Linked DNA regions of Mus musculus: region 1 is linked to region 2. The links are chromatin loops, found by intact Hi-C in ENCODE. Cell type or tissue: left cerebral cortex. All regions are shown on one strand. Each heading gives the region's core, and the rest is flanking DNA. Links, peaks and the distances in the headings are about the cores only. Region 1 holds the start of Fiz1 (Flt3 interacting zinc finger protein 1). Region 2 overlaps Ssc5d (scavenger receptor cysteine rich family, 5 domains).

Evidence for each region. Peaks named below come from ENCODE experiments on the same cell type or tissue, not always from the same donor. Only the 100,000 strongest peaks of a DNase experiment are listed, where the experiment ranks them.
Region 1: it touches region 2 in a loop (4-fold over the local background); 5 of 42 quality-filtered maps call a loop at or near these places.

What each region holds. Positions count from the first base shown.
Region 1 is chr7:5,008,408-5,023,265 of GRCm38, reverse strand. Fiz1 (Flt3 interacting zinc finger protein 1) reads left to right here and starts at 8,538. Exons shown (of 3, transcript NM_001110329.1): 1 at 8,538-8,641; 2 at 10,244-10,588; 3 at 14,061-14,858. The coding sequence starts at 10,277. Zfp524 (zinc finger protein 524) reads right to left here and starts at 7,758. Exons shown (of 2, transcript NM_025324.2): 1 at 7,706-7,758; 2 at 4,778-5,829. The coding sequence starts at 5,791. The coding sequence ends at 4,826. Zfp865 (zinc finger protein 865) reads right to left here and starts at 2,890. Exons shown (of 3, transcript NM_001290426.1): 1 at 2,611-2,890. In left cerebral cortex, for the core only: CTCF peaks have their summits at 5,691 (motif pointing left), 7,764 and 8,664; DNase peaks (open chromatin) are centred at 7,508, 8,090, 8,433, 8,881 and 1 more place; H3K4me3 peaks cover 2,638 bases; H3K27ac peaks cover 1,876 bases.
Region 2 is chr7:4,937,281-4,952,138 of GRCm38, reverse strand. It overlaps Ssc5d (scavenger receptor cysteine rich family, 5 domains), which reads right to left. Exons shown (of 14, transcript NM_173008.3): 12 at 14,507-14,674; 13 at 9,267-9,425; 14 at 7,311-8,588. The coding sequence ends at 7,375. Among named protein-coding and RNA genes, the nearest start is that of Ssc5d, 19 kb to the right of the region's middle. In left cerebral cortex, for the core only: CTCF peaks have their summits at 8,789 (motif pointing left) and 11,745 (motif pointing right); DNase peaks (open chromatin) are centred at 8,740, 11,793 and 11,946; H3K4me3 peaks cover 506 bases; H3K27ac peaks cover 266 bases.

The sequences.
Region 1 (14,858 bases), core at 3,206-11,205, 73 kb before region 2:
TAATCCCTAGCTAGTTTCCCACTAGATCCCTTGCTGTCATAGAATGTACCTGTATGTATCCTGCCTTTCTGATCATATTTTTACTGGCCTCCCTCTCTGATGCCACGATATTTTTTCCCCTTTTTCATTTCTCACATGTATACGCACATGTGTGCATGTTGCAGACTCAAGGCTGACGCTAGGAATGATCCTCACTCTCTCTTCCGCAGTATTCATTGAGCAGGGTCTCTCAATCAAACTCAGAGCTCACAGATATGGCTAGTCTCGTTAGCCAGATTGTTGTGGGGATCCTGTTTCTGCCCTCAGAGACTAGAGTGACAGGTGGACCTCCTAACTGGCTGGCATTCAGATGGGCTCGGGAATCTGAACTCTGATCCCCATGTTTCCATAGCAGATGCTTAGTCACTAAGCCATCTCCACAGCCCCGGCCGGCGTTGTTCTGAACTGTCCTCAGGACCTAGGACAGTACCTAGCTTGCTAATCCCTATCTTCTCTTTTTCCCAAATAAAAAAGGCACTTATTTCTGGTGTCCATCTGTATTGTGTGTGCACATATGTAGAGGTGAGAGGAAACCTGCACGAGTGAGTGCTCTCCTCCCACCACATGGGTTCTGCAGACTGGACTCAGGCTATCAGGCTTCAGTGTTGGCCTGCGCAGCCATCTTGCTGGCTGCTTGCTAAGTATTCCTGAATAAGTGAAGCAATGAGGCGGGGCAAGCGGGCTGAAAGAAGGCGTGAGGCTAGTAAAGTTCACAGCTCCTACTCTTCTTCATTCCACCCGCAAGGCGAGGAAGCTGTCAGAGCAGCCTCCGTGGTGGGCCACAGCAGTCTAGGACCAAACTCTCTGCTCTGGGCTTTACCTGAGGAACAAGATGGCGTGAGACAGTCCACACGTAGTATTTTTGATATCCTAGCCCCTATAACTGTCCTCGGGTGTTCTCATTTTGTGTGTGGTGTATGATTGCATGTGAGGGTGTGGAGGCCAGAGGCCAGTGTCATGTGGCCTCAACTGTGTTCTCCTCCTTTCCTCCTTTCTTTGAGACAGTCTTTCATTGAATCTGGAGCTAGGCAGTGAGCTCCAGGAATCCTCCTGTCTCTGTCTTCCCAGTGCTGGCATTACAGGCTTACAGGCATGTGCCAGCATGCCCAGGTTTTGTTTGTTTGTTTGTTTGTTTATGTAAGTGCTGAGAATCTGAATTCAGGACAACACTTTCTTGACTGAACTATGTCCCCCACCCCCACATAGCTTCATTTCTAATGTCTGCCTCTTCAACATAGCACTCGATGTGAATTTTTGCCCATTTTATTCTCTGTATGAAGTAGATGCTTATTAATCAGGTGTTGAAAGTGTGAACAAGGAACAAGTGAATGCGGGAAGAATCTTATGAGTTCGGTAGCGCTGACCAAAAGCCAGGCAATTTATGCCAAGGCTTTTTTGGATCAAGCCTTCTCTGATTCTGGTCCAAACTCACTGCTACTCTCCCACACCACATCGCCATGACCTCTGGACCTCTGGATCAGCTGTTCCCCAGATCTGTGAATGGCAAGATTAAATCTTGTGTTTAAGCATTCACATCGTAGCTCACCAGACTCTCAGAAAACCCACAGAGCAGCACTGTTTCTGATCTGCCTCTCAACTAGGCTGTAAGCACCCTGTAAAATGAGGGCTCGTTGCATCTCTCTCCTCTCTGAAACTGCAAGGCCTGGGTATAGAATGGCGGTGTTCATTCAGCGAAGAATAAAACCTATGGGAAAAGATGTAAGCAGAGCCAGGTCTTTCCTAGGAAGTTTGGGGACAATGTCAAGAGACTTGGCCAAAGATGGGGTCAAGAGCTGCTGATACTCCGGGAAGGAACATTCTCTGCTAACTTGCATTGTCCTGGGATTGCAGAAGCCAGGATGAGGGGAGGGGGGGGAAGTGGGCCAGGAGTGTTTCATGAGAATCTGATGCTAACCAGGCAGATGTTTCTCCCTAAACGGGTAAAAGGCCATGGTATTAAAAAACTCTGGAGGGAGCTGTCCCCCTGGGGGGGGGCGGGGGAGTTGAATTTGAAGAGGTCTTTTTGGGTCAGTTGCAGGAAAAGGTCCTTAAAACGCACTTTTAGCATGGGCCAGAATAGAAAATATTTTTTGCACCCACAAAGAGGGCATGGGGAGTGGGTTGTGTGTGGTCAGACATAGTAGGGGGCAACCCTAGTCACAAAGTACTAATGCTACACCCCCTGGAAGCAATCCTACAGTAGATAGGAACAGAGGGTTCAGGAGCAGCTACCCTGTAAGCACAGCCAAGCCGGTGGCAAGCAGAGGATCTCGTGGAGGAAGCTGATGAGGCGGCAGGGAAAGGATTCGTGGGGGGCCCTGGCACTTGAGAGGTTCTTTACTAATGAAATCGAGCTGTTAGCCATCCCACGGTATTAGGGGGCATCTACGGGTAAGATATCTGGAGTGATCTTGTAGGGGACTAGTGGTTGGGGATCCCCTGCCTCGGGCCCGGCAGTGAAGCACTGACATTCTTGGGGGGGGGGTGCGTTCTGGGGACTGCGGCAGGGCAGGGCGAGGCCCCCCGCCCCCGAGGAACCCGGGTCCCCGGGCCGCACACCCAGTCACTCACCGGCGCTGGGGTCTCCGCCGGGAGGAGGCTGAGGAGGCGGAGGAGGTGCCGCCGCTCCGGGGAGACCCGAGGGCCCAACCGGAAGTGCCGCCCCTTCCCCCTCAACTCCCCACCAGCCCCGCGCCTCCTGCCCGGAAGCGGAAGTCGCGCCCGTTCCCCCAAGCGCCGGCGTGGAGGATGGTGGCGGAGGAACGGGTAAGGGAAATTACGCCGGCACTAGACACGGGAGGGGAACAGCCAAGGCTGCTTCCGGTGGGCGAACGGGGCCTAGTGCGCATGCGCCCATTGCGCCCGCTTCTTCTTAGGGCACCACCCACAGGCTCCAGGCTTCCGGTTAGGACGCACCCTAGACTCGGGTCTCAAGCCAAAGCCTCGCTTCCTAGGCTGGACCACGCCCATCTCTGAACGTCCCGTTATAGGCCGGTCGGATTCCTTTTTCTGCACCTCCGATTAGTTTGTTCTATTCTTTCTTCGCTCCAAATCTCTACTTTTGGAACTCCAGCCTCTCAGACGGGTCACACCTACAAGCCACGCCCCCTTCTAAATCCTGCCCCTTACACAAAAAAGCTTTGTACAGCCTGTTGCATATAAGGGACATCGGTTTTCTTTTGTGTTGTTGTTGTTTTAAACCTTTTGATTTATTTCTTCTTTTGAGACAGAGCCTCCTCACACTGTGGTCAGGGTGGCCTTGAACTCCTTTTTTTTTTTTTTTTTTTTTTTTTTTGGTTTTTCGAGACAGGGTTTCTCTGTATAGCCCTGGCTGTCCTGGAACTCACTTTGTAGACCAGACTGGTCTCGAACTCAGAAATCCGCCTGCCATTGGATACCAAGTGCTGGGATTAAAGGCGTGCGCCACCACGCCGGGCTTCAGGGTGGCCTTGAACTCTTGTATAGGCTATAATGGCTTCAAACTTGCAGCAATACTACCAGAGCCTTCAGGAATTCTGGGATTATAGTGATGACTCTTTAATGACTTGTATGTAGTCCTGCCTCGCACCTTGAAAGCATTCCTTTAAAGTTAGTTGTTAGCAACCATTGGCATCAATTAGCTCAATGCTCTTTAACTCTTAACCCAGACTTACTGAATATAAAGCGTTGGGATGGATCTTAGGAATCCATTTGAATTGAAACACTTCTGATGCACTCTTAGATGAGAACCACAGCTTTGGCACACTTTACACTTAGCCACTCAGAGCTCTATAAATCTTTCTTAATTCAGCCCCATTACACTACAGACAGCTAAGCCTAATTCTATGCATCCAAGCTCTCCCTTGTTGTTTTTCTTCCCTCTCCATGGCCTGAATGGCAGTCACGTCTAACAGTTAAGCCTTGGCCTCTTTTTTTTCTTTTTGTTTTGTTTTTGTTTGTTTGTTTGTTTTTTCGAGACAGGGTTTCTCTGTGTAGCCCTGGCTGTCCTGGAACTCACTCTGTAGATCAGGCTGGCCTGGAACTCAAAAATCCGCCTATCTCTGCCTCCCAAGTGCTGGGATTGAAGGCTCAGCTTCGCAAGCCTCTATTAAAAGATCTCTTAACAACAACAATCTTGAACTCTGCTTCATTTTGAAAGTATTTCCTTTAAGCCCCACCCTTCATTTAAATACCATTCATTCCCTCTAAATTGCTTTCTGCCAGCCAAGCCTAAACTTCTTTGACCCTCAGACAAATTTTCAGCCTCCTCTTGGGTTGGGCAGCTCCAACCTAAGTTTTTACTGCACAAGTTTTGAACATCATCTCAGCCCTGCCTTCTCAAGCTCACACCCTTCTCTCTAAATGCTATTGAGATGGTCGATGCTGTTCACACTCCTCAAATCACACCCTCCAGCTGGCCATTGGCCCATACATCAAGCCCTCAACTTAGTTTTTCTTTCCAAATAAGAAGTTCTCTGGAAAAGAAATGGGAGCAAAAAGTGTCTATGGAGAATTTGGAAGAATTTAACTAGGATGGAGCCTTGACTCACGTTTGCATAGTAGGTCAAAATTTTTGTAGTACTTGTCTGGTGGAGGTCAGATTGGGCAAAGGCTTGTTCCAAGTCATTGGTTCTTTGGCACCAAGCTAGGGAGATGTGTGAGATGGGGTTGTCTCCAATCACGCACACACACCACTGTCAGGCAAGGTAATGGAGGAGCACTGAAAGGGACAGGCACCATGACTGAACACACAGTGGAAGTCAGTAGGCAGGGATTTATTTCCACAGCCCATGCCTCCCAGAGCTTCTCAGTCCACAGGAGGGTGCCCAATGGCACCAGGACCCAGAGGTTTAGGTCCCTGCTTTTGATCCCCTTCCATGGTGGGAATACCACCAGAAACAAGGGTGTCTTGGCCTTCTTGCCCGCGCCCAGCACCAGCTGAACCCCCTGCTGTAAACCCAGACAGGGGAGAAGTGGTGGAGGATATGGGCCAAGTAGGCTCCTTTCCTTCAGGACTCTCCTCCTGTACCCCTTCTTGAACAGGGATGCCCTCGTCGTCGTCCCACAGCGGTTGGGTTCTTGGGTTTGGGGGGCACAGGCGCACAGGCATCCCCACAAGCTCTGGGTGTTTGCGTTTGTAATGGCGCCGGAGAGTATTGGCCTCGGTGAAGCGCACCCTACATGAGGGACATTGGTAAGGTCGCTCACCAGAGTGGATGCGGTGGTGATGTGCGAGCTCCCCTGCCTCTCGGAAACGGCGAGGGCAGAGCACACAACGGAAGGGCCTAAGGCCAGCATGGATGTTACAATGGCGCCGCAAGTGGCTGGACCGTTTGAAGGTCTTGCCGCAATCTTTGCACACGTGTGGCTTCAATTCTGAGTGTGAGATGCTGTGGCGCTCCAGGTCAGAGAGGTAGGGGAAGGCTCTCAGGCACACGGGACAGAAGTGCGGAGCCCTCTTGGAACCAGAGCCCTGGGGCCCATCTGCTGCTGACCCTTCAGGAACTGTATAAGGAACACCCTGATCATCGATCAACAGAAGATCGCTGCTGCCACCGCTGTCCACTGGTGCTGTCAACGGGGTTTCCTGCTCTGATCTGGGGGGACGGCCCCTCTTTCGAGGGAGGGAGGACTTGAGAGTCCGATTGGAGGTGGTGGCTCCCCCTGGAGGTCGGCCTCGGCGCCCCCGGGGAACAGGAGGCAGTAAGGCCAGAGGTTTTTCTTCCTCCCCAGACAAAGTTGAAGGCAACGGGTCTGAGCTGGGGTTGTCCATTGAGAAGTGGGGAGCTCGAGTCTGGGTACTGGAGCCGGCTAAGAGAAGAGAGGGGGCGGTGTCAGTGTGGTGAGGGTCTAAGCCCCCGTGTACCCCAGTATCTCACCTATTCCTTCTAAAGACTTTTGAGATCCATATAAGACATTCTGTATAAGTTAGTAAGACATGCTGACTGCCCTCCACCAAAGGGTGTCCCATAACTTCTTAACCTTTGGATCTAGTTTTTCTTTCATGGAGGTTAAATAAGAATCCCCCTCTCCCACCAGGGTTCTATGTTTGAGTGTTTGGATCCATTAGTGGAACTGTTTGGGAAGGATTAGGAGGTGTGGCCTTGATGTGGTAGGTGTGGCCTTATGGAGTAGTGTTTCACTAGGTGTGAACTTTGAGGTTTCGAAATCCCACACCAAGCCAGTCTCCTCCTCCCTCAAACCTATGGATCAGATGTCAGCTCTTAGCTACTGTTCCAGCACCATGTCAGCCTGTTGGTCACCATTCTCCCAACCAAGATAGATGATCACGGACTAACCCTCTGAAAAATATAAGCATGCCTCCAATTAAAACGCTTTCTTTATACGTTGCTATGGTCATAGTTTTTCATTACATCAACATAACTACAAAAAGCCTTTAAAGTCAAAACAAGCCAAAAATAAATAAATTTTTGAAAAAATCCAGCTAAGAATGTAGGCCTTGAAACAGCCCATCAAATTCTGGGTCACAAAGGTCTCAAAAGGCTCCTGCTCCCCACAGAGATGGGGGGGCATGAAGAGAGACAAGTCCTAGCCAAAAGCTATTGATTTGTGAAAGATATATATGAAAGTTGCTAAGAGTCTGGGCTTTGAAGTCATATACCCAGAAATCAAATGCTGAGTCTGTCCCTTCCTTTGTGTGACCTTAGCCAAGATCCTTACTTCTCTGAGCTTATTTGTGTCTTTTGTAAGATGGAAATCGGGGATTTTTGTTTATTGGTTTGTTTGATTGGTTTTACCTACTAACCCAGACATGCTGTGAACATAAGAGCCAGCACTACAGCACTGGTCGTTGAGCCTCACAGCAATCCTCTGAGGGAACATTTTCAAAGGGTTTCATTTGGATCCAGTTTGGCCAACAATCACCATGTGATTCTACAAGTGGCTTTGCCTGAGTCTGTTTCCTTCTCTATAAAGTCAATATACCAAGGTTGTTGGGAGAATCGACAGGAATGAGGAAGCTTCAAAAATGTCCTTAGTGCACAGTCTAGAAAATAGAAAGCTCCAGGACTTTCCCCAGTGCCCACAAGATCCCAGGATAGTAGGAATTGAGTGTACTTGGGGTCAAAGGTCAAAGGTGCAGCTAGCAGCAGATTCTGTCGGGGGACCCTGCACCCCTCTTTTTATTATTTTATTGTTTGGTTGGTTTAAAGTTTTGTGTGTGGTGTTGGCTATCCTAATCAGGGCCTCACACATACTGGGCCTGAGCTACACCCCCAAAACTTGCACCCCCTTTTAATATGCACATAGCATGAGGTCCACACAGAAGCAACTTGTCCAGGATCATATGGTTCGCACGATGAGGAAGCCTGGACAAGAAGCTGAGTTTCTGAAACATACCTATGAAGTGACAGAGTGGCTCTTCGACCCTCTCCCACCCACAAGTCCGGTACGACGCGTGCCTGTCAGGCGCGAGTGGCCCAGCCCGCAAGCGGGGCGGGCCCTCAGGGTACGGTGGCCAATGAGCGGCGCGGGGACATTGGTGGCAGGGGCTGCCAGAAGGGGGTCTGCGCGCGCGAGCCCAGACCGCTCGGCGGGGCGCGAGGTCGACGTGCGCAGGAGAGAGCAAAGAAGCTGGGAACAGGTGCCGGGTGCGCGCTTATGCGCGCGCGCCGGGACCACCCTCTTTCCCCCATCCCCCCCACCCGGGCCCCCCGCCTCTGGGTACCTCATTTGCATGCTGCCTGGGCTCGCGTGTGTACGCGCGCGCGCGCCGGGGGCGACGGGCCGAAGCGTGGGAAGGGGCGGGAGAGAGGGGGCCCAGCCCCTAGGCGGCGGCGGGGCGGGGGTGTGGGAGGTAGCAGAGCGTGAGCTGGACCCCGCCCCTCGGCACGGAAGCCGGGGGCCCCTCCCTCCCTTCCCTGCTGCCAGCGCCCGCGGGGAACAAAGAGGATGCCCTGGGTCCCAAGGCCCCGACACGCTAGCAACAAATGCGCCTGCGTATCAGGCGCCTTCGTGTGCCCAGTGACAACGCACAAAAATCCCCAACCACCTGCAAAAATGCCTTTCCTCCCACGAAGCCTTCCCAACCCGGTGACCCAATCAAATACAGGTACCGGATAGATGAGAAGCGGGAAATGGCTGCTAAGTGCCCCTAATTAATATGGCGCCCATCAGCTTCAAAGAGCCATGGAGTTAAAGTAGTAAAATGGTGCTTGGTGTTTCCTAACTCTGAACAAGTTTGACCACTTGGATTTTTCTCCCTCTTCCCGCATCCTTCCCAGCAGAAGTCAAAGACTAGAAAAAAAAAGCAATCTTATCTAAACACATCTATGTTAACTCTTTGTAACCGCACCGTGGGCTACGAAATGCTGCACGCTGAGAGTATTGCCCTTAGTCTATATGGCGCCGCGGGTAACTTAGGCCCCGCCCCTGCCCTGCCCTCAACAAAGATGGCGCTAGCCTAGCTTCTTTAACCTCCGCGGCTGGAAATAGGAAAGGAAAACACAGAAGGGCGGGGCGGGGGCGGGATAGAGAAGCCAAGAAGGAGGGGTAAAGGGGGGTTGGGGGGGCGTAGAAGAGAGCTGAGGCGGAAGTCGAGAGGCCCCTCAGGTGGAAGTGACGCTGACCCCGCTACCCAAAATGTCGGCGCCCAGAGGGAGGTGTAAGTAATTAAACAGGAAAGCGGACAGACTTTCCCGGCCCCCCGGAGGCCTGCCTGGTCTCCAGGACCTCCGCAACGCAAAAGCAAGGTGGTCTTGCCTAGTTCCTGGGCCGCTTGACCTGCCCCCGACTCGGGCGCCCGAGACTGCACCTTGTAGGGGCAGGGAGAGGGGTACAAAGGGCCAGTTTTCCGGGCCTTGTTCGCAAGATCGAGCAGGGGTGGGGGTGGGGGCCGGCTGCACCAGACACCGTAGGGCGCAGGAGGGGCGGAGCTTAAGGTGGTCGGGGCGGGGCAGAACTGGAGGAGTAGCTTGTTGAGGCGTGGCTTATAGTTGGAGGGGAGGGGTTTCAAGAAAGTGTGGAGACTGGTTAGAAAATGGAGAGGTTTATATAAAGTGGGGCCTAGCAAAGAGGCGTGAATCTCATGAAATGGGGGAAAGGGCCTTGGTTGAAAAATTGAAGAAACTTCGTAAGATGAGGGGAAAACTGGGGTCCAGTAAGACAACAGAGGCCCAGAGTATGTTGTGTGAAGTTTGCCTGAGGTGTGACTTAAAGAAAAGCTTACCTTGACAAGGGGGTGGGGGTGGGGGCATTAGCGGGGCGGTGGTTGCGCACGCCTTTAATCCCAGCACTTGGGAGGCAGAGGCAAGCGAATTTCTGAGTTCGAGGCCAGCCTGGTCTACAAAGTGAGTTCCAGGACTGCCAGGGCTATACAGAGAAACCCTGTCTCGAAAAAAAAAAAAAAGAAAGAAAGAAAGAAAAAACAACAAGACAAGACGGGGGGCGGGGGGGGGGGCAGCGATCTAGGTGTGCAATTTGGAAAGTTTTAGTGGAACTATCAGGTTTTTATCACGAAGGTAAAAATGCTTGGGGGGGGGGCTTGGCGGCAAGCTAAGAATATAATAGCGAAGTAGAGGTGATTATAGAAAAATGTGACTTATTTGAAGGAGAAGTTAGGTGGGATTTGGAAGCAAGTCTCAGTGAAGATTTAACTTAGAAAAGTCAAGTTAACTAAGAAGCATATGAGAATAAAGAAACTAAGAGGAACTTGGTCAAACTGCTCAGTTACGTCTTTCCTGTGCCTCGGCTTTCCTAAGTGCGTTGTACAGCTTGCTACAGTTTTACTTAGCTCACACCATCACTGTATGAAGGAAACACTGGCATTCCCATTTCATTGGTAAAAAGGTTTTGTTTCTGAAACTACAGAACTAGTGTGAGCTCCCTAGAAGCACGAGGTGAAGGCACTTGTTTAAAAGAGAATCAAGAGCTTAGGGAAGAGAGGGAGGGGCTTGAAAGAGGCAGCCCACGCCCAAGCAACAGTAGGAGGGCCTTAGTCTGTAGTGCGCAGGCTTGGAGAGGATTGAGGGAGAGCTTGAGAACACCTTTTGAAGAAAACAACGTGGACGTGGCTAGGAAGGTTAGAGAACGAGGAGGCTTTGTAAAGAGTGGGAAAATTTTAAAGGGTAGTGGTTGCAGCTCGGTGGTGGGGGTGGCTTAGCACTTTGAGAGTCTACCTGGGCCAACTGCTTCTGAGCCAAGAGAGCCGAGGGAAGGGATGGCCAATGGAGAGGTGACTCTTACTGGTGTCTCTTTTGTACTCCAGAGAAAGCCCCAAGCCACCTCCGGACCTTCCGTCATGGAAGACTCCTCGCTGCCTGTGGTTCCTGCCCCCATCGCTGCTCCAGGACCAGCACCATCTGCCACTGCGCCTCGGGTCCCCTTTCACTGTAGCGAATGTGGCAAGAGTTTCCGTTACCGATCAGACCTGAGGCGCCACTTTGCTCGACACACGGCTCTCAAGCCCCACGCATGTCCTCGATGCGGTAAGGGCTTCAAGCATAGCTTCAACTTGGCTAACCACCTGCGCTCACACACTGGTGAACGACCCTACCGATGCTCTGCCTGCCCTAAGGGATTCCGAGACTCCACTGGCCTGCTGCACCACCAGGTGAGTCCGGGGAGCCACATGTGGCTCAGACACTGGGACTCCATTCCACTCAGGGAAAGGCAGCTAGTGATGGCCCTGGCTAGTAAATTTGCCCCGCAGCCGTGTGTTTACACCATCTTGAAAATATGTTAGTGTACACCCAATAGGTCCATGTACACCCACCTCCTTTATTCTACAATGATCAATTTCCCCTACATGGAACACAGGCCTTCAAGGGAACTCAACGAGGCCTACAAATGATCAGGCACCAGGTAGAGGTTAAAGAAAGCAGTTTCTGCCAGGCAGTGGTGGCACACGCCTTTAATCCCAGGCAGAGGCAGGCGGATTTCTGAGTTCAAGGCCAGCCTGGTTTACAGAGTGAGTTCCAAGACAGCCAGGGCTATGCAGAGAAACCCTGTCTCAGAAAAAAAAAAAAAAGAAAGAAAAGAAAGAAAGAAAGAAAAAGAGAGAGAGAGAAAGAAAAGAGAAAGCAAGTAAGCGGTTTCTGAGAAAAGAGTTCTCTAAGGGAGATGTTGGGAAGCAAATTTAAAAAAAAAGAAAAAATGAGAGCATGGTGATACGATCTCCTAATTCTAGCACTGGAGGCAGAGGCAGGAGAGTCAGGAGTTCAAGGTCAGGCTCTGCTACAGAGTTTGAGGCCAGCTTGGACCATATGACCCTGTCTCAGACAACAAAATAGAAATTAATGTATAGGAGAACATTAGCTTGTTATAGACCAGAGGGCACAATGTGTCGGATTGAGACTTGAAGTGTAAGACGTCCTCTTGGGAAAAGCATTGTAGGTCAAAGGACCAGCAAGTGCAAAAGCCGGGAGGTGGGAAGGCCCCTGATGTGCTCACAGGTGTCGCAGTAACTGTTCCTGGGAGAAACCAGTCACATTCACCCCAGGCAGGGCACCAGCAGCAGACCTGAATACAGTTGCACAGAAGGTCTGTTTGGCGGGTCAGAGGGCTTAATTGGGTTCTCCCAGAGAGCACAAGTGAGGGGTTACAGCAGTATGTGAAACACCCCACCCCAGGCCTAAGCAGGCACAGCACCACAAAGCCCCATGCCACCATGGTGGAATGAGTGCCTCGTGGAAGCTGCATGATCGGATCCTGTCCACTTCCTGACACTGTCAACATCTCACCAGGTCACTTGCACCTGGGGGGATGATAGCTCGACTCCTGGGAGCTTAGGTTGGCTCACGGAAAGGAAACAGACAGAACCAAGCAGTGTCTTCACACACAGGCTGCTGGAGAGCCACCTGGTTGGAGCATCATGCAGTGAGGGCACTGTGAAGTGGTCCATTTTACAACAGGAAGAAACTGAACTGAAGCCTGTGGATGCTAGAGCCCTGGCCGTAGCTGTGTTCTGTGGGAATCAGTTGCTAGATGAGGTCAGCATGGAGAACATGCCAGCTGGCCCATAGCAGGGCTGGGCATGGGGAGATGGAGTCCCCTTTTGTAGGTTCCTAGAGTCTTGGACAAGAAAAATTTAAAGCAGACTTAGAAACTTGAGAATCATCTTACTAGAATTTAAGGGGGCTGGGGAAGCAGTAAGGGGAGAGAAAGACCACCATTTTAAATTAGTTCAAGAAAGACGGCGTGCTCACGGGTGAAGTTCTGTAAGCAGCCTCGTGGGAGGTGTCTCTTCAGAGAGGCAGAAAGTTCGGAGTGTGGGGGCAAGCACACTGAGGGCTTGAGTCGGTATCCAAAGAAGAGACAGAAGTAGAAAGGGAGCCTGCAGTGGTGCACACGCCTTTCATCTCAGCACTTGGGGACTGGGGCAGGCCCGTGGCTCTCGGAGGTCTAGGCCAGCCTAGTCTACAGAGTGAGTCCCAGGACAGCCAGGGCTACACAGAGAAACCCTGTCTCAAAAAAGACAAATAGCCAGGCGGTGGTGGTACACACCTTTAACCCCAGTACTTAGGAGGCAGAAGCAGGCCAATCTCTGACTTGGAGGCCAGCAGTGAGTTCTAGGACAGCCAAGACTATACAGAGAAACCCGGTCTCAGGGAAAAAAAAAAATGGAGACAAGAAGGCTGGTAGAGAAGGACGAGTTGGGCCTTTCAAGTTAACTCATAGTGCACGCAGACTCGGGAAAGAACCATAAGCAGCTGCATCAGGGAGAGCTCTGAGGGCTGAGTTAAGAACCATAGTGCACAGAGACTCAGGGAAGAGCTCTGAGGGCTGCAAGGGTTTCACCTCACTAATGAGATAACCATTCTGCCCGTTCCCTCAGCTGCCTCCTGGCCAGGTCATTGACAGGATTGGATTAACTCTTGTTGTTGTTGTTGTTTCTTTGTTTGTTTGTTGTTTTAAGACAGGTTTCTGTGCAGCTCTGGCTGTCCTGGAACTAGTTCTGTAGACCAGGCTGGCCTCAAACTTGGAGGTCCACCTGCCTCTGCCCCCTGAGTTCTGAGATGAAAGGTGAACCACCACCGCCTAGTTTGGATTAAGTATTAGGGAGACGACAACAGTATGCTGTGTGAAGCTTAGAATGCTGTGTCTCCACCCAGAGTCCAAAATAGAATTCAGATCTTTTTGAGATTTATTTAGTTATTTATGTGGGTGTTTTTCTGGCCTGTATGTCTGTACTTCATTTCACTGCAGGTGCCCCAGGAGGTAGGAAGAGGGCACTGGATCCCCTGGAACTGCAGCTACTGGCTGCTGTTAGCCGCCATGTGGGTGCTGGGGATAGAACCCTGATCCTCTATTCTTTCTTTAAAATATTTTTTTCAAGGTTTATTTATTTATTTATTATATGTAAGTACACTGTAGCTGTCTTCAGACACCCTGGCAGAGGGCATCAGATCTCATTGGTTGTGAGACACCATGTGGTTGCTGGGATTTGAACTCAGGACCTTCGGAAGAGCAGTCAGTGCTCTTAACCATTGAGCCATCTCTCCAGCCCCAAATATTTTTATTCCATGTTTTGTTCTTGTTTGGTTCATTGGTTGTTTGGGACAGGGTTTCACCATGTAGCCCAGTCTGGCCTCCAGCTCACAGGATTGGCCTGCCACTGCCCCCTGCCTCCCGAGTGCTGGGATTAAAGGCTTGTACTAGTCCAGCTCCACAAGGTAAGATGGGCCACACACAGCTCATCTTACAGGAATTAGTTCTCCTTCCACCATATGGGTCCCAGGGATCAAATTCGTGTCACCAGACTTAAGCTGCAAGTACCTTTACTGGCTGAGCCATGCCGCTAACCCAGACTCAATTCATTCGGCCAGGGGGGAGTAGCTTTCTTTTAGCAGGCCTCGATAAAGCCCTGCTACTTTTTCATTATGGTATTTTAGCTTTTCATGAGGGGCACTTGGGAAACTTGCCTTGACAAGGAGGTAGGGTTCCTTCTCAATGGCCCCCATGATGCCTGTCTAGTAACCTAACAGGAGAGCCAGCTGCTGGATTCCAGCCAGAGCTTGGGTTCATTTTCTGGGCATCTCCTGCTGAGCCTAGATCGACAGCCCTTCCTCTGCTCTCGTTCGCAGGTGGTCCACACTGGTGAAAAGCCCTACTGCTGTTTGGTCTGTGAGCTCCGCTTCTCCTCTCGCTCCAGCCTGGGCCGCCATCTCAAGCGGCAGCACCGGGGCACACTTCCCTCTCCCCTGCAGCCTAGCCCCGGCCTGCCTCCCCTGAGCTCCCCCTGCTCAGTATGTTGCAACGTGGGTCCCTGTTCGGTTTGTGGAGGTGGAGGGTCCAGTGGAGGAGAGGGCCTGGAGGGAGCAGGAGCAACCAGCTGGGGACTGGCAGAGGCTGCAGCAGCCGCGGCAGCCTCGCTGCCCCCATTTGCATGCGGTGCCTGTGCCAGGCGTTTTGACCATGGCCGGGAGCTTGCAGCCCACTGGGCCGCACACACCGATGTGAAGCCATTCAAGTGCCCTCGCTGTGAGCGCGACTTCAACGCACCTGCGCTGCTGGAACGCCACAAGCTCACTCATGACCTGCAGGGGAGCAATGCACCTCCAACGCAGGTTTGGGCCTCGGGTGGGGGTCCGGAGGTGGCAGGAGAGGGAGATGCCTCAGAGGTGGGGGCCGCCCCCCAGACTTGGGACGCCGGGCTGCTCCTGAGCCCTACCGGGGCAGGCGTGCCCAAGCTGGAGGCATTGCTCCCGGGGGACGAGGGCTCTGGGAATGACCAGGCTCCGGCTGCAGCAGCCGAAGCATCTTCGGAAGACACACTGTACCAGTGCGACTGCGGGACCTTCTTCGCATCTGCCCCGGCTTTGGCCAGCCATTTAGAGGCTCACTCAGGCCCAGCCACTTATGGCTGTGGCCACTGCGGGGCG
Region 2 (14,858 bases), core at 4,637-12,636:
CTTATGAGTTGTGGACACAAGTTGTGCAGGCTAGTGTGGCGTTTCTAAGAGTACAAATGCAGTTAGTTGGGTGAGCAGGGGTATGAACAAGAGAGTAGGTGTGCAAGTGTGTGTGAAGACGGCAGGTGTACGTGGATATGCATGGGCATGTGTGAGCTCAGGTTGGGAGGGAAATGGGGGTGCTGCCTAAGTGTGAGGTGGAGATGAGAACAGTTATGTTGCCGAGGCATTAGCCCCTCCCTGAGTCAGGGCACCTGATTGGTAAAGACTGGAACTGAAGCAATAAACACTTCAGACCTGGGAGTACAGCCTCCTTTAAGGGACAAAGAAGTGGGGATGTGAGAAGCTGGGCCCTTCACACACTGGAGCAGGCTTTTGCCATCAGCTGGGGCCAGTAAGAGGGATCAGTGAGTAAGTGCTTGCCGCCAAGCCCAATGATGAGTTCCATTTCGCATGCTGAAAGGAGAGAACCAAGTCCCACAAGTTGTCCCCCGACCTCTATACATGTGTCGTGGCATGTGTGTGCAACACACACACACACACACACACACACACACACACATCATATATATGTAACTTCCAACAAGGAGCTACACCAGACCCAGCAATTCCACTTCTAGGTATATACCCAGGAGACAAGGCCAGGACAAAAGGCCACACAGGGTACAAAGGAGATGGCTCAGCCTGCATAAAAACCAGAGACCAGGCTCTCAGCACCCACATGAACAGCCACGTGCAGCCAGAATGTGCCTTCAATTCCTGGGGAGGTGAACTCCAGGGTTAGTGAGAGACTGTTTCCAAAGGTTCACAGCTAGTGCAGGGATCCAGACATTGGACGGTGACCTCACAGTGACCAACCCTAAGCAGATTGACAAGGCTGCAGGGGAGAAGTCCTGCAAATGCCTCCTGCTCAAAGTGAACCAGATCGGCTCTGTGACAGTCCCTGCAGGCGTGTACGCTGGCCCAGGCCAACGGCTGGGCGTCATGGTTGTGACAGTTCCTGCAGGCGTGTACGCTGGCCCAGTCCAACGGCTGGGGCGTCATGGTGTCTCATCGACCTCCACTGAGGACACTTTCATTGCCCACCTAGTGGTGGGGCTCTGCACTGGGCAGATCAAGACTGGTGCCCCTTGCCGATCTGAGTGCCTGGCCAAGTACAATCAGATCCTTAGAATCGAGGAAGAGCTGGGCAGCAAAGCCAAGTTTGCAGCAGGTCCTTCAGGAACCCCCTGGCCAAGTAAAGCGTGGACTGGAGATCCCTGGAGCCACCAGCTGCTAGGTCCTCTGTCCCTGATGTCATCCAGGCGGCTCAAGGCCAGCCCAGTGCGTTCCCCTCCCACATCACTGCTTCCTTAGACATCCACACCCGACTACCAGGAGCCCTGCTGGAGAACCCAGCTTTGTAATCATGTGATTGGTCTGAATCATTGTTTCTGTCACCTGACTTCCCAGCTAATGTCTGGAACCCTCAGAACTGCACTGTAATCTCTAGGCCGAAGGTCAAGACTCCCCCAGAGGTTTATGTGCAAAAACATAAGCCGCAGAAGCCCTCCCAAACAAAACCAAAAACAGGTAAACCAGGTGGTGGCAGGGCACGCCTTTAATCCTAGCACTCGAGAGGCAGAGGCAGATAGATCTGAGTTCAAGGCCAGCCTGATCTACAGAATGATCCAGGACAGCTAGGGCTACACAGAGAAACCTTGTGTGTCGGGGTGGGGGAGGGAGGAGAATCAGGTGGATTTTTGCAGTGGACCTGAGTTTAACAGAGAAACCCAACTGGTATAAGTGCTGAGAACAAGGGTCTGAGTGTTCAACCCTCAGCTGGACATCTAAATCACCCTGTCCAACTTGAAGGAAGAAAAGATGGTGAGAATGGGAGAGTGGGGAGGAGTGTTTTGAGACACTGCTTTCCGGATATTCTAGACATGACCTGGCCACTGGTTATCTGCACCAGGCTGGGCCCGTAGTGGGCCCCCACCCTATCCCTCTGAATGGTTCCTAGTAGTTAATTGTTGAGAGGAGTAAAGGGGAAGTCATTTTCTTCAGCGTTGCAAGCAGCCACAATTAAACTCAGTGAGAACATTAAAAGCAAACGTGAAAATAAGAAAACCAGCTGGGAAGAAAGGCTCCGTCAGGAGGGGAGGGGCATGAAGGAGGAAAACGGAATGAAAATGACCAAGATCCATTATATACAGGGATGAAACTCAGTTTTGTTTTTGTTTTTAAAAAGTGGAAAACGATTGAAGAAGGCAGCAGGCATGGACTGCCAGCTTCCACGCATACATGAGTGTCCTCACGTCTATGCACACACATACAAAGGCCGCACACGCGTGCACACACATGGTCACAGCAGTGTTACCAGAGAGTGGAGACAACTCAAACATCTGACGAACCAATGCATGAACCCCGTGTGGCTCATCTGTGCATGGGAGGCTGCCAGGCCCGGTAGAGGAATGGACGGGGCACACACCCTCCCGAGGGTCACAGAAGCAGCTACAGGGGACCACAGGTGGCAACTGCAGCCACAGGAAATGTCTAGAACAGACGACGGCCTGTAGTAAGTCAGAAAGGAGCTGCTGAGGTAGCAGCTGAGGTCCTGAGGCTAAGACTGCTAAGAGCCATGGATTTCCACTTGTGGGGGTGGTGTGGGCAGAACACAGTCTTAGGTTAGATCACGATGAATACGACAGTTATCTTAATGTGCTCACGGCCAGGTGGCTGGAGAAGCGGCTCAGCAGTTAAGAACATTTGCTGACCTTGCAGAGGACCCGGGTCCAGAACCCATGTGGCAGCTCACAGCCACCGATAACTCCTGTTCCAGGGGATCTGATGCCTTCCTTCCTCAGGCTTCTGTGGGCAGCAGGCACACCCTCAGAATACAGACGCGCATGCAGGCAAAACACATACAAGCTGGGCAAGTGAGCTTCTGTGAGTTCAAGGTCAGGTTTTCTTTATCTCTCTGCCTCTCTCCCACCCCGCCCCCTCTTTGAGACAGGGTCTTACTATGTAGGCATGGGAGATCCACCTGGTGCTGGCATTAAAGGTGTATGCCACCTACTAGGAACTTAAAAAAAAAAAAAACAACAACAACTGCCCACTACCCATGCCTCTTGCAGGAAAGAAGGTCAAAACTCACAGCCAAATAGCCTAGTACAGAGAGACAAAAAGCCCAGTGGCCCTCTTCATAGGTAAGGTTTTTGTCCGTTTGTTTCTTTTTTAGGTTTTTGTTTGTTTGCTTGCTTGCTTGCTTGCTTGCTTGGTTTATTTGTTTTGAGACAGTCTTTTGTAAGCCAGGCTGACTTCAAACTTCCTATGCAGCCAAGAATGCCCTTCAACTTTTAATCTTCCTTCCTCTGTCCCCTAGGCCTGAGATTAAAGGCACACACCCACTAAACCCAATTTATGCAGTGTGGGGGATCAAACACAGGGCCTTGTGCAAGCAAGGCAAGCACTCTACCAATTGAGCCACATCCTCAGCCCCAGCTAACAAATGTTAACTACATGTGCTAAGATGTAGGGGGTTTTGACAGGTCTTAGAAGTGGCTTCCTGACCAACCTCGGAGGAGTCGACGCTGGATGTTTCGTGCCCGCAGTTCAGGGTGTGATGTTGCAATACAGACCCAGTGTTCTGAATAGGCTTCCTAGCACCGGGGTTTATCTGATCCATTCTTTAGAGTTTTCTCTGTCAATAGTCATAGCCCAGGTGGATCATGACAGATACACATCTTGCTTTATCTGACTGGAGACATTGTCTTTGCTCCTGCTTTGTGTGTGTGTGTGTGTGTGTGTGTGTGTGTGTGTGTGTGTGTGTGTGTGTGTGTGTTATATGTTTTGATGTGTATGTGTGGTGTGTTTTGATGTGTATGTGTGCATATGTGTGTGGTGTATGCTGTGATGTGTGTGTGTGTGTGTGTGTGTGTGTGTGTGTGTGTGTGTGTGTGTGTTTAGTGGAGCTCAAGTTTATAGTTTATCTACACCCATTGAGCTTGCTAGTTCTATGCAGCTACTGTTCTGGGCTTGTTGCAAGCTGGCAAGCAGACACAGAGCTCAGCTGTCCTGAGGGAGGTGTCGAGGGTCAGGGCCAGCAGCGGGTGGGGCTGGCTACCCATCCTGGCTGTGGGCCCTGGAGCCAGATGTTTGGGCTTAGCTGCTCAGCCAAACAAGGATAGGATGACTGAGTAATTAGGTACCCACTTGTTTGGGGCTAGCAGAAGGTATCCAGGGGTAAAGAGACCTTGGCTTAGAACACCCATCACACATCCACACACCTCTGGTTTGCAGAAAAGACAAAGACTGTCCCCCAAGTTGGGCTCTCTGGCAGATTCAGAGAGATGATCTGTAGCTAGGGTCCACCTGATCCCGACCAGGGATAGAGACAGCTGTCTTTCCAATCTGGGGTACTGCTCTATGACACTCTAACGAGCCAGGACAGGAAGGAGAAGGCAGCAGAAGCCCTATCCTCCCAAGTTTAGCTCTCAGTAGTTATTTAAGTCTTTGGCTTAATGAGATTTGAGGACCAGAGAGTTCCCTGCATATGCCTTTGCCTGTTGGCGGGACCAGAGTGTCCATCTATTAAGACCCCTGGGCATTATCCCATTCCCTGCCCAAATCAGTAACTGGACCCTACTGGCCTTTACAGGAGTGTAGGGGCGCCAGGCTCCATCACCTTCAGTAACCTCTGAGTCGTGATCTGGGAAGAGAAGGAGGGACTGGTTTCCTGGCCACAGTTTCAGGGGTCAGAACTGGAGTTAGAGGGGTGGAGTGTCTTCTAAGCTGGTCCTCAGTTTTCAGACCAGTAAGAAGAGGTGCAGATATAGGAAGGCACTGGTCACTAAGATGGGCGAGTCATAAAAGTCCTAATCTGGAACCCCAGGATGAGGTCAAAGAAGGGGCATGGCCATTGTTGTCCCAGGGCTGGGTTGCAGCTCTACTGTGTGGATTTGATGATGGGCTAGAGGGCCCTGAGTCCTTTCTGCAAAGCAGATTAAGACTCCTCCCTTGCAGGGCCGCAGTGATGTGGATGGGAAGTAGTTTTCAGGTGGTGCATGCCTGAAATCCCAGTCCTAAGGAGAGTACTCTCTTCTCTCTCTGTCTCTGTCTCTTTCTGTGTGTGTCTCTCTCTGTGTCTGTCTCTGTCTATCTGTCTGTCTCTGTCTCTCTCTCTTTATCTCTCTCTCTGTCTCTCTCTCTGTCTCTGTGTGTGTGTGTGTGTGTGTGTGACACACACACAGAGTTCACATGCTAGGCATAGAGAGCCATAGTTGTGTCTGGGATCACTTCTGTTTTTAAGGGTTTTTTCCATTAATTCATTTACTTTATTGGGGGTGCATATGGAGGTTAGGGAACAACTTATGAGAGTTGGTTCTCTCCTTCTATTATTTAGGTTCCAGGCACCAAACTCAGACCATCAGGGCTTACATAGCAAGTGTCTACCCACTGAGCCATCTCACTAGCCCTGGGTGCAGTCTTCATAAGTGGATCTGTACCACCTGGCATCTCTGCCTGTCCATGAACTGACTCAGTGGTAATCCTCATCCTGTGGGCTTAGTGTGATTAATATTCCCAATTTACAGAGGAGAAAACTGAGGCTCTGAGAAATGAACAAAAATTCCAGAGATATACAGGCTGCAAGACTAGACACAAGCCCAGTTGGTTCGATGTGGCCACATAATCCTATCTGAACTGGACATGAAATTCAGTTGGTAGAATGCTTGCCCAGTATACATGAAGCCTTAGGTGCAACCTTCAATGGTGCATATAACCAAGTATGATACTGTACATCTTCATTCCTAGCACTTGGGAGATGCAGACAAGAAGGTCAGAAGCTCGTGGGCATCCATGACACACTGAATGACATGCCAGATTAGGCTACATGCATGGAACCTTCTCTCAAAAGGGTCTGGAGGAGACAGATTTGGGTTGCCAATCAAGGCTGCTGCAGGGACTGGGGCACAAAACGGACAACAGATCAGTCACTCTCACCACGTACCCTGCAGAGCCTAAGCACGCTCAGAAATGTTCCCGTCCAGTCATCTCCACATGCCCATGAGACATACACTATTATTATCCCCGTTTATAGGTGGGGAACGGAGACTAAGAGGCTCAGTAGCTGGCTCAGGACTACCCCTAGCAAGGACTCCACCCGGCATCCAGGCTGAGAGTGCATCTCCTCCTCTGCTGAGCTGTGGTAACAGTACCCTCCCCAGCCAGTGTTAACGGAGATGGAATGACAGCCGGCTGCAGAGCCTCTAAACCAGCGGTTCTCAACCTGAGGGTCATCTTTCACAGGGGTCACACAAGACATCCCACATATCAGATGTTTATATTATGAGTTGTACCAGTAGCAAAATGACTGCTACGAAGTACCAACAAAAATTAATTTATGGTTGGGGGTCACCACAACGTGAGAAACTGTATTAAGTGGTTGTAGCATTAGGAAGGGTGAGAATTGCTTCAAACAGAGTCTGATACGGACACACCCCATAAGTGCTTGTCCATATGACGATGTTATCCCACCTATTTGGACTCATGAACTGTGTGCTCTGTCCTTAAAGCTGGGCACACCATGGCTGAGACAGCTTCCTGCCTCCACAGATTCATCAATGCCAGGACTGTCATAATGATCACCACTAGCATGATCAACATTAGCACCAGCATTGCTAGCACATCAGTGTCATCACGTCTCCGCCATTACCAACATCACCTCTTCATCACTACCACCATCACACTCACTGTGTTTCACCATAACCATCAATACCATCACCACTGTAATCACCACCATCCACAGTTCACCATCACCACCACCACCAATACCATCATCACTGTTATCAACGCCATCACCAGAGTCACCACAAAATTACTCCCCCACACCATCATAACCTTCACAACTAACATCACCATCACCATCCACACACAATCACGGCTTTCATCGGTAACACCGTGACCACCATCTTCATCATTATACCACAACACCACCACACCATCTTTGTCATCACGCTCATCGCCACTGACATCATCACACCATTATTGCCATCATCCCATCATCACAACCACCATGACCACCAACCACCATCACAGCATTGTGACCATCACCATGACCTTCACCATAAGCGCCATCCTGTCACTAACCATGATCCCTATCAACACCACTGTCACCCTGCCATCATCATCAATACCGTGAGCACATGACCATCAACTGCCATCACCTCACCATGATCTCCAACGCCATCACAGATGGCATTGACAAGTTAGGATCAGCATTGTAATTCTGTCCCTCCAGAGCCCCTGCTCCCCAGTAACAACACCCACACTTCGATTGTACATACGTTGGCTTTTGTTTAAGAGTATCTTAAGCACCGTGAATTTCAGAGTGGGTCACACATCTCCCCTCAGAGGCCTCTCCTCCTCCTCTGTGGTGGTGGTCATGGGCACAGGAGTGCTGGGGGGCCAGGCCACCTCTGCTAGCCTCTTTACAGTCTCACTCAGCTGCCCCAACCCCTGAGCAGCCTCTACCAACTGGGCTAGGCCCAGTGCCAGGACTTGGCGCTCCTGCCGGTCCTGCTCCAGGACCCAGGTCAGTCTCTGCAGCTGGTCACCCACCTCCCTCACAGCACCTACCAGCTCCACCAAGGCAGGTGGCTCACAAGCCATGACCCTTACTGGTGGTAATGGGGACACACATGGCCCAAAAGGATCTGGGTTGTGATTAGGGGTTGGCCCTTGAGTGAGGTGGTCTGAAGCTGAGTGTAAGGTCTGGCTTCTGGGTGGTTTGAAGGCATCTGTGGGTAGTGGGTCCAAGTTTGAGGCTGGAGAGGGACTGGAGGGGCCGGACTCCGAGGCTAGAAAGAGCTCTAGGTTCTGCGTCTGGGATGCGTCTGTGGATGGGGCTTCCTCAAAGGTCAACTCTGAGTTTAGTCTAGGCTTAGTGGGAGAGGAAAGTTCTGTCTTTCGGGAGGATGGAAGGGACTCTGTAGGGGTGGCAGGGGTTGAGGAAGGGTGAGTATTGGTGGGAGGTTGAGGACTTGTGGCGGGGTGAGGGCTCCTGGGTTGCTGAGGGTTTGTGGTAGGTTGAGGGGCAATGGTGGGGTAAGAAGTTGTGTTGAGTTGAGGGATGCTGGTGGGGTGAGAGGCTGTAAACGGCTGTGTGGGGGTCCTGGTGTTCATGGGGAGGTCTGAGGAGTCAGAACTTTCTGGGATTATTTCAGGTGCTGGTGTTGTATCAGGTCCTGGAGTCAGCTCTGAGGTAGGAGAAAGCCTGCTCACTTCTGATAGCATAGAGGAGGCAGAGGTTAGCCCTTCAGGGGAGGTGGGTGTTGGGCTGCCTGAAAGCTCTGGGGAACGTGTTGGAAGCAAACTGGTATTAGGAGTGGACAAGGCAAAGGTTGCTGGGGAGGGAAGTCCTGGGGTGAGTAGAGATGGTTTGGGGGAGCTAGAGGTCCCCTCCTGCTTTGAGTCTGGGATGAGTTGTGGCCAGGAGCCAGAGGTCTGCCGTGAGCCAGAAGGCTCTGGTGAAGAGGAGGAAGCAGGAGATGAGGTGGTGGCTGAGGTGGGCAGCGGCCGGCGCTCAGGTGTTGGCTTCCTTGGTGAACCTGGAGTTGGAGAAAAGAGGGGCAGATCGGTCAGAGGTCAGTCTGCCCTATTGCCCTATCTACGTATTCCGCAAAGTCCCTTGAGGAGAAGACCAATGGGAAGGCAAAGATCTTCGTGACATCATGGGTCACCGGCAGATTTCACCAGGCCCTAGTGCCCCTCCTCCTCAACTCTTGCGAGGTCCCTGCCGCCACCTGGTGGCCTATGCGGGGAACACAGATGCCTACAAGTACAGAGTGGAGAAAGAGCCCAGGGGACCAGAAAGATGAACACGCTTTGGGATACGAGAAGACTCCTAGGAAACACCCACAGTGAGACTCTATGTGATAATTAACGTTCACTGTCAACTTGACAAGATTTGGAATCACCCAGGGGACACAGGTCTGAACATGTCTATATGGGAGTTTACAGAGAGATTTTATTGAGGAGGGAGAAACAACCATATCTATCGCTTGGGCTGGGGTTCTAAACTGAATGAAAAGAAGTGAGTTAGTCAGGCGTGGTGGCCCATGCTTTCAACCCCAGCCTTTTAGAGTCAGAGGCAGGAGGAAGTGTGTGAGTTCGAGGCTGTCTCTCTGCTTGATCTTTGAAGTAAGAAGTAGTTACCCCTAGGAGCTTGGAGCCCATCTCTGTACCCCAGGACACATACTCCCCAGGCCTCTTTGCCCATGCCTCACCTGCACGGGCCCTTGGAGCTGGAAAGGGGTGGCCGGGACTCTTGCTGGTGCTAGTGGTAACTGTGGATCCAGGCTTGGTTGTGGTGGGGGTCCCCTTGAACAGACCCCTTCCTGAAGGTGTATCCCACGTCCAGGAAGACTCATAACCTCCCTGGTCATCTGCAGATGTGTGAGGAAGAGAGTTGAGTCCTCCTTCCACTTTTTCCTGCTGCTCATTACCACAGCTCACCCGTCATTCAGCCCCTCAGCCTATGTCACCTTGTCACCGGTCAGGATGCTCTTGGCTAGTAAACGCAGAACCTGAAGAGGTTATCCCATAAAGCAAATGCGTGCATTGATTCCGTTCAAAGCAATATTGTTTTTGACACAGTCTCAGGTAGCTCACACTGAACTTGAACTCATGTAGCTGATGCTGGCCTGGAATTCCAATCTCCCTTTACATTTTAAAATGACATGTATTTATTAGTGCATGTGTGCCTTCCACCATGTGTGCTCCAACAATACTTGTCAGGTTTGTCACCAAGTATCCTATCTACTGAACTATCATGCTGTCCCAAGCAGCCTTTTTTAAGCCATAGCACACACATACACACATGCACAAACATAATACAGTTAAAATAAATAGATAAATAAATGGGTGACAATAAATAATTAACAAAAAGAAAAAACGTTCCTGAGTCTCATAAATACTTAGAATACACAAACCTTTCCAGGGTGAATCTCAGGGGAAAGACTAAAGACACGATTAAGCCCAGAGAAAGGCAACACACTCCGGGCTTTGACGAAGGAAGGGGCTGGAGCTGGAAAAGTCAAGAGGGCAGCTTCTCCCCTAGGGATCAGCCCTGCCTGATCTTAGATCAGTCAGACCCATGAAGTCTGACCTACAGAAGATCAAGAACATGAGCCACTAGATCTGTGGTGATGTTCTAGCAGCCAGAGAGATCCATGGAGGCCCTTCTTAGAGCTTAAAGCCTACCCTTGCTGAGGTGGGAGAAATAGCTTAGTGGTTAAGAGCATCTTTTGGGTTTCCAACCCACACTTCAGGCAGCTTACACCTGCCTGTAATGCCAGGTTTAGATTGGATGTCCTCTTCTGGTCTCACTGAGCTGTGTGTGTGTGTGTGTGTGTGTGTGTGTGTGTGTGTGTGTGTGTGTGTAGCTTGGCTGTTCTGGAACTTGCTATATAGACCAGGTTAGTTTCAAACTCACATAGATCCACCTCCTTTGCCTCCAGAGTTCTGGGATGAAGGGTATGCACCACCATGCCTGAACCACAAAATAAGTCCTTAAAAAGAATCTTAACCATGTGACTATGCGAGTTTTCTCCCACAGGCCTTTGGTCGCTTGAGAATTCCCTTCCTGGGAACAGTGGGTAAAGTTGCTCGCTGTACATCCTGATGACCTCAGTTAAACCCTGCCAAAACCCACATGGTGGAGTAGAAAATACAACTCGTGGAAGCTGTCCTCTGACCCCACACATAAGCCATGGCACACGCATGAATTAATTAAACAACACTTCTCTTCTTGCTCTCGTCTGCTGAAGGATAATATCACATTTCTGGAAGGATTTTCTTGGTTTCTCTTCTATAAATAATCATTACCACCTTGGGATCCTGAGCCTATGAATTGTTTCGGTAAGCAGAGTTTTCTGTTATAGGTGACGACGCGGGCCTTCTGTACGTTGGATTGGAACGCACAGTCACACAACTTGTCCCTGTGCTGTCTGGATTGGAGTCAGCTAAGTGAGTCAGAGCCCAGGCTTGTGCTTTGAGTGGCAGCACACATCATCCCAGTACAACGAGTGAATGGCATTAGGCTGGCATCATGATGCATGCCTATAATCCTACCACTCAGAGTTCAAGGCTTGCCTGAACTACACAGTGACTTCCAAGCCAGCTTAGGCTATGGTAAAAAAGAAGCTCTCGGCAGCAAACAAGAGCTGGGAGATAGCTCAGTTTGTAAATTACTTGTTTTGCAAACACAAGGAACGGAGTGTGAGCCCCAGAGCACACATTTAAAGAAAATATAAAGCTGGGTATGCCATCCCGGTGGTAGGGAGACAGAGACAGAGCTATCTCCCAGGTTTATGCATCACTAGCCTGGCCTCAATGTTGAGCTTCAAGGCCATTGTCTCATAAAAACAAGGTTTAGATAGTGCCTGGGGAATAGCACCAGATGTTGTCCTCTCGCCTCCACACACACTGTCCACACATTGCAGAGACACACACAAGCATTTACATATAGTTATACTTACACACATACCACACACATATATACATAAGACACATATAAATTGTTTGAAACAGTCTCATCCTACTACTACACCTTCTTCTAACCCTTGATACATAAAATTGTCCCAAGAGTTTGCTTGTACAGTTTGTACTTCTAATTTATTTGCCCTGCTCCCCCTACAAGGATCCCCCTGCCTCAGCTGTCTCTGCAGTGGGCAGTGCCTCACCATGCGCTCAATTCTACCACGAGGGGGCGCTGCAGGACAGAGAAACTGCCCTAATTGTGTAGAATGTAAGTTCTGCAAATGCAGCTGCACTTGAACAAGGAACGGGGTCTCTAAGAACTCACTTCTGGTTCCAGCATTCTAACGATCAACCTCGATACCAGCAAGAGGTACTCCTGGATCCACGTTATACATTCCTGAAGTTGGCTCCCTAGTTCAACTCTACAGGTGGAGAACAGGGATCCTGGTGGCCAATCAAAATGTGCAGCACTCCGTGACGTAAGGAGGTGCTAGGCAGAAGAGCAGGTACCTACCTAGGCAGGCCTGATTGTGCATGCTGGGTTCCAGAAAGGATGCAAGCAGACCCTCCAATCAGTGGCAGGCAGAGGGACACACACAAAGAGGCAGGGAGCATTCAACGGTGTATGCAGAGAGAAATGAGGGTGACAGAGAAACAGGGGTGCGAAATGCAGCGGGTAGGGCACAAATAGTGTCCTCTCTCACTGAAATGAGGGTCAAGAGACACAAACAGAGAAAGAAGGAAAGAGAGAGGGAGAGGGAGAAGGAGAAAGGACTGAAGCTAGCAGAATTAAAAAACAGATAGTGCGACTCAGAACATGGCAGTAGCTGACTGAAAAGAAGTTGGAGTATGCGTGCCTGTAATCCTAGCATTGGTGGGTGCAGTCAGGGGATCAAGGCCAGCCTCGGGTACATAGAGAAGCCCAGCTAGAGCTATAAAAGAACAGCTCAAAAGTGTAGAGGGGCAGAGAAAAGTAAGAGAGGAAAAGGAAGGAAAGAAAGAAAAAGAAAGGGGAAGGGAAGAGGCTGGAGAGATGGCTCAGCGGTTAAGAGCACTGACTGCTCTTCCAGAGGTGCTGAGTTCAATTCCCAGCAACCACATGATCTGTAATGGCTCACAACCATCTGTAATGGGATCTGATGCCCTCTGCTGGGTGTCTGAAGACAGCTACAGTGTACTCATATACATAAAATAAATAAATCTTAAAAAGAAAAAGAAAAGCCTGTCTCAAGAAGGGGACGGGAGGAAAGAGGGACATGAATGACAGGTAGCTGGAGTAATAAATTAGAGACAGGGCAGATGAGATGGATCGGCACCTAGCTGAAAATTCTAGTTGTATACCTGGAACCAACATGGTAAAAGGAGAAGACTGACTCCTGCAGGTTGTACATAGACACACACACAAGCACGAATCCACGCATGCAAGTGTGCACACACACATATGAGCTCGTATACTCATGCATATACACACTTACATATGAGTGCGTGTGCGAGCACATACTGTGGCATATGGCCCTGAGCACAGGTGTGCATGCACACACATATACAATCAATCAATCTAACAAAGAAAAAGGAAGGAAAGGGGGAACGCTACAGAAGGGAGGAGATAAAAGCAGAGGGTCTGAAAAAGACAGTGGAGGGGGAACCCAGGAAGGAAAGAAGAGAGGAAGTCACGTGAAATACAGTGAGTGACGGGCAAGGTGGTACATGCCCAGTGACCCGAGGGCTGGGGAGGTGGAGGCAGGGGGAGAACAGGAGTTCTAGGCCAGCTGGGACAACGAAAGAAAAAAGAAAAAGCAAACTACTGAGAAATGGGGTGAGATGGTGACTTGAAAGGAAGATACAGGGGCTGGACAGAGAGTTCAGGCTGTTCTCCCAGAGAAGCCAGGTTCAATTCCCTGCACCCATGTGGCTGCTCACGCCTGTCTATAACTCCAGTTTCAGGAGCACTAGTGCCCTCTTCTGGCCAGGACTCTGGTGCCCTCTTCTGGCCTGTGTGGGAACTGTATGCACATGGCATAGATATGCCTACAACCATACCCATAAAATAATAACTTTAAACAATGTAAAAGGTGTGGAAGGAGTATAGAACTTTAAAGAAAAACTGATGAAAAAAACCAAGAGATACTGCACTGGGAAAAACAGAGTACTAAAGAGGAAAAGAGAGTGGGAACGAATCCAATGGGAGAAAGACACCAGGAGAAAAGCAAAATGGAGTTCTAAGATGTAGGGGCCAGGGTGGATGGAGATCCCTGGGTTAGCATCAGGGGTGGAAGGACACAGACCATAGCAAAACAGAAGCCATGGAGAAGCAGAAGGACTGACAGATGTCATGTAAGGCACTGACTTTCATGGGTGGGGCTGGGAAGGGCAGGAGTTAGAACCTGTGCTCCAGGAGGGTCCTGTCTGTGTCTGACCTAGAGCCTGACCAGGACAACACATGGACTGCCAGACTGGGTATGAGTCTGCTGACGGTGGAACCATGTGCTCACAGGACAACCCTGAGCTGAGGGCTCTGGGTCATTCCTGCACATGCTCTGGATTGAGGGGCATGGTCGATTTGGTAGGCTCAGTACTAGCTGATGCCCTCTGATCGCTCTGAGCCACATGCTGTCCCATTGCACTCTGGAGAAGGTGAATACTGTCAAGCCCAAGAGTGGAACACATTTAGGCAAGCCTGCCAGGACATGGAGGCCTAGGCTAGCTGTTAGAGAGATCTTTATGGCTGACCACAGTAGCACATATGTTTGCACTGCCAATACTTGGGAGGGGGAGACAGGAAGTTCAAGGCAAACCTCAGCCACATAGCAAGTTCAAGGCCAGTCTGGGATACAAGATATAGCACCTCAAAAACAAAACAAACAAAACAAAAGTGGGCGGATGCCATCGCCCGGTAGGTAAAGGAGCTTGTGGATAGAGCTCCACCATTTTGACTCTGACCTCATCACACATGCCTTGGCATATGCACCCAGGTTGAGCCCCTCACCCGTGTCTGGAAGGTTCTGTGTTGCTGGAGAGGGGACTTCAGTGTTTGTAGTGGTAGCCCAGGAAAGTGTATGTCCAGGCCGCGCAGCCACTGTGGTCCCTTTGGTCAGGTCCTCTCCGGAAGTAGGGTCCCAGGTCCAGGAAGGATAATCGTCATCACCCGTGTAGCCTGGGGGAGAGACAGGTAGCTTGTGCCTCTTCCTGCTAGCTGAGGTCCCCCCCCCCCGCCCCCGGGCTTCCCTTCCCTGCCAGAGTCTCCTGAAGTAACCCTTTCCTGCTCTCATGCTGAGCCCCCTCCAGCCCGCTCCTTAGACCTTTAGACACCAACGCTGAGTCCCCTCTAGCCCACGAGA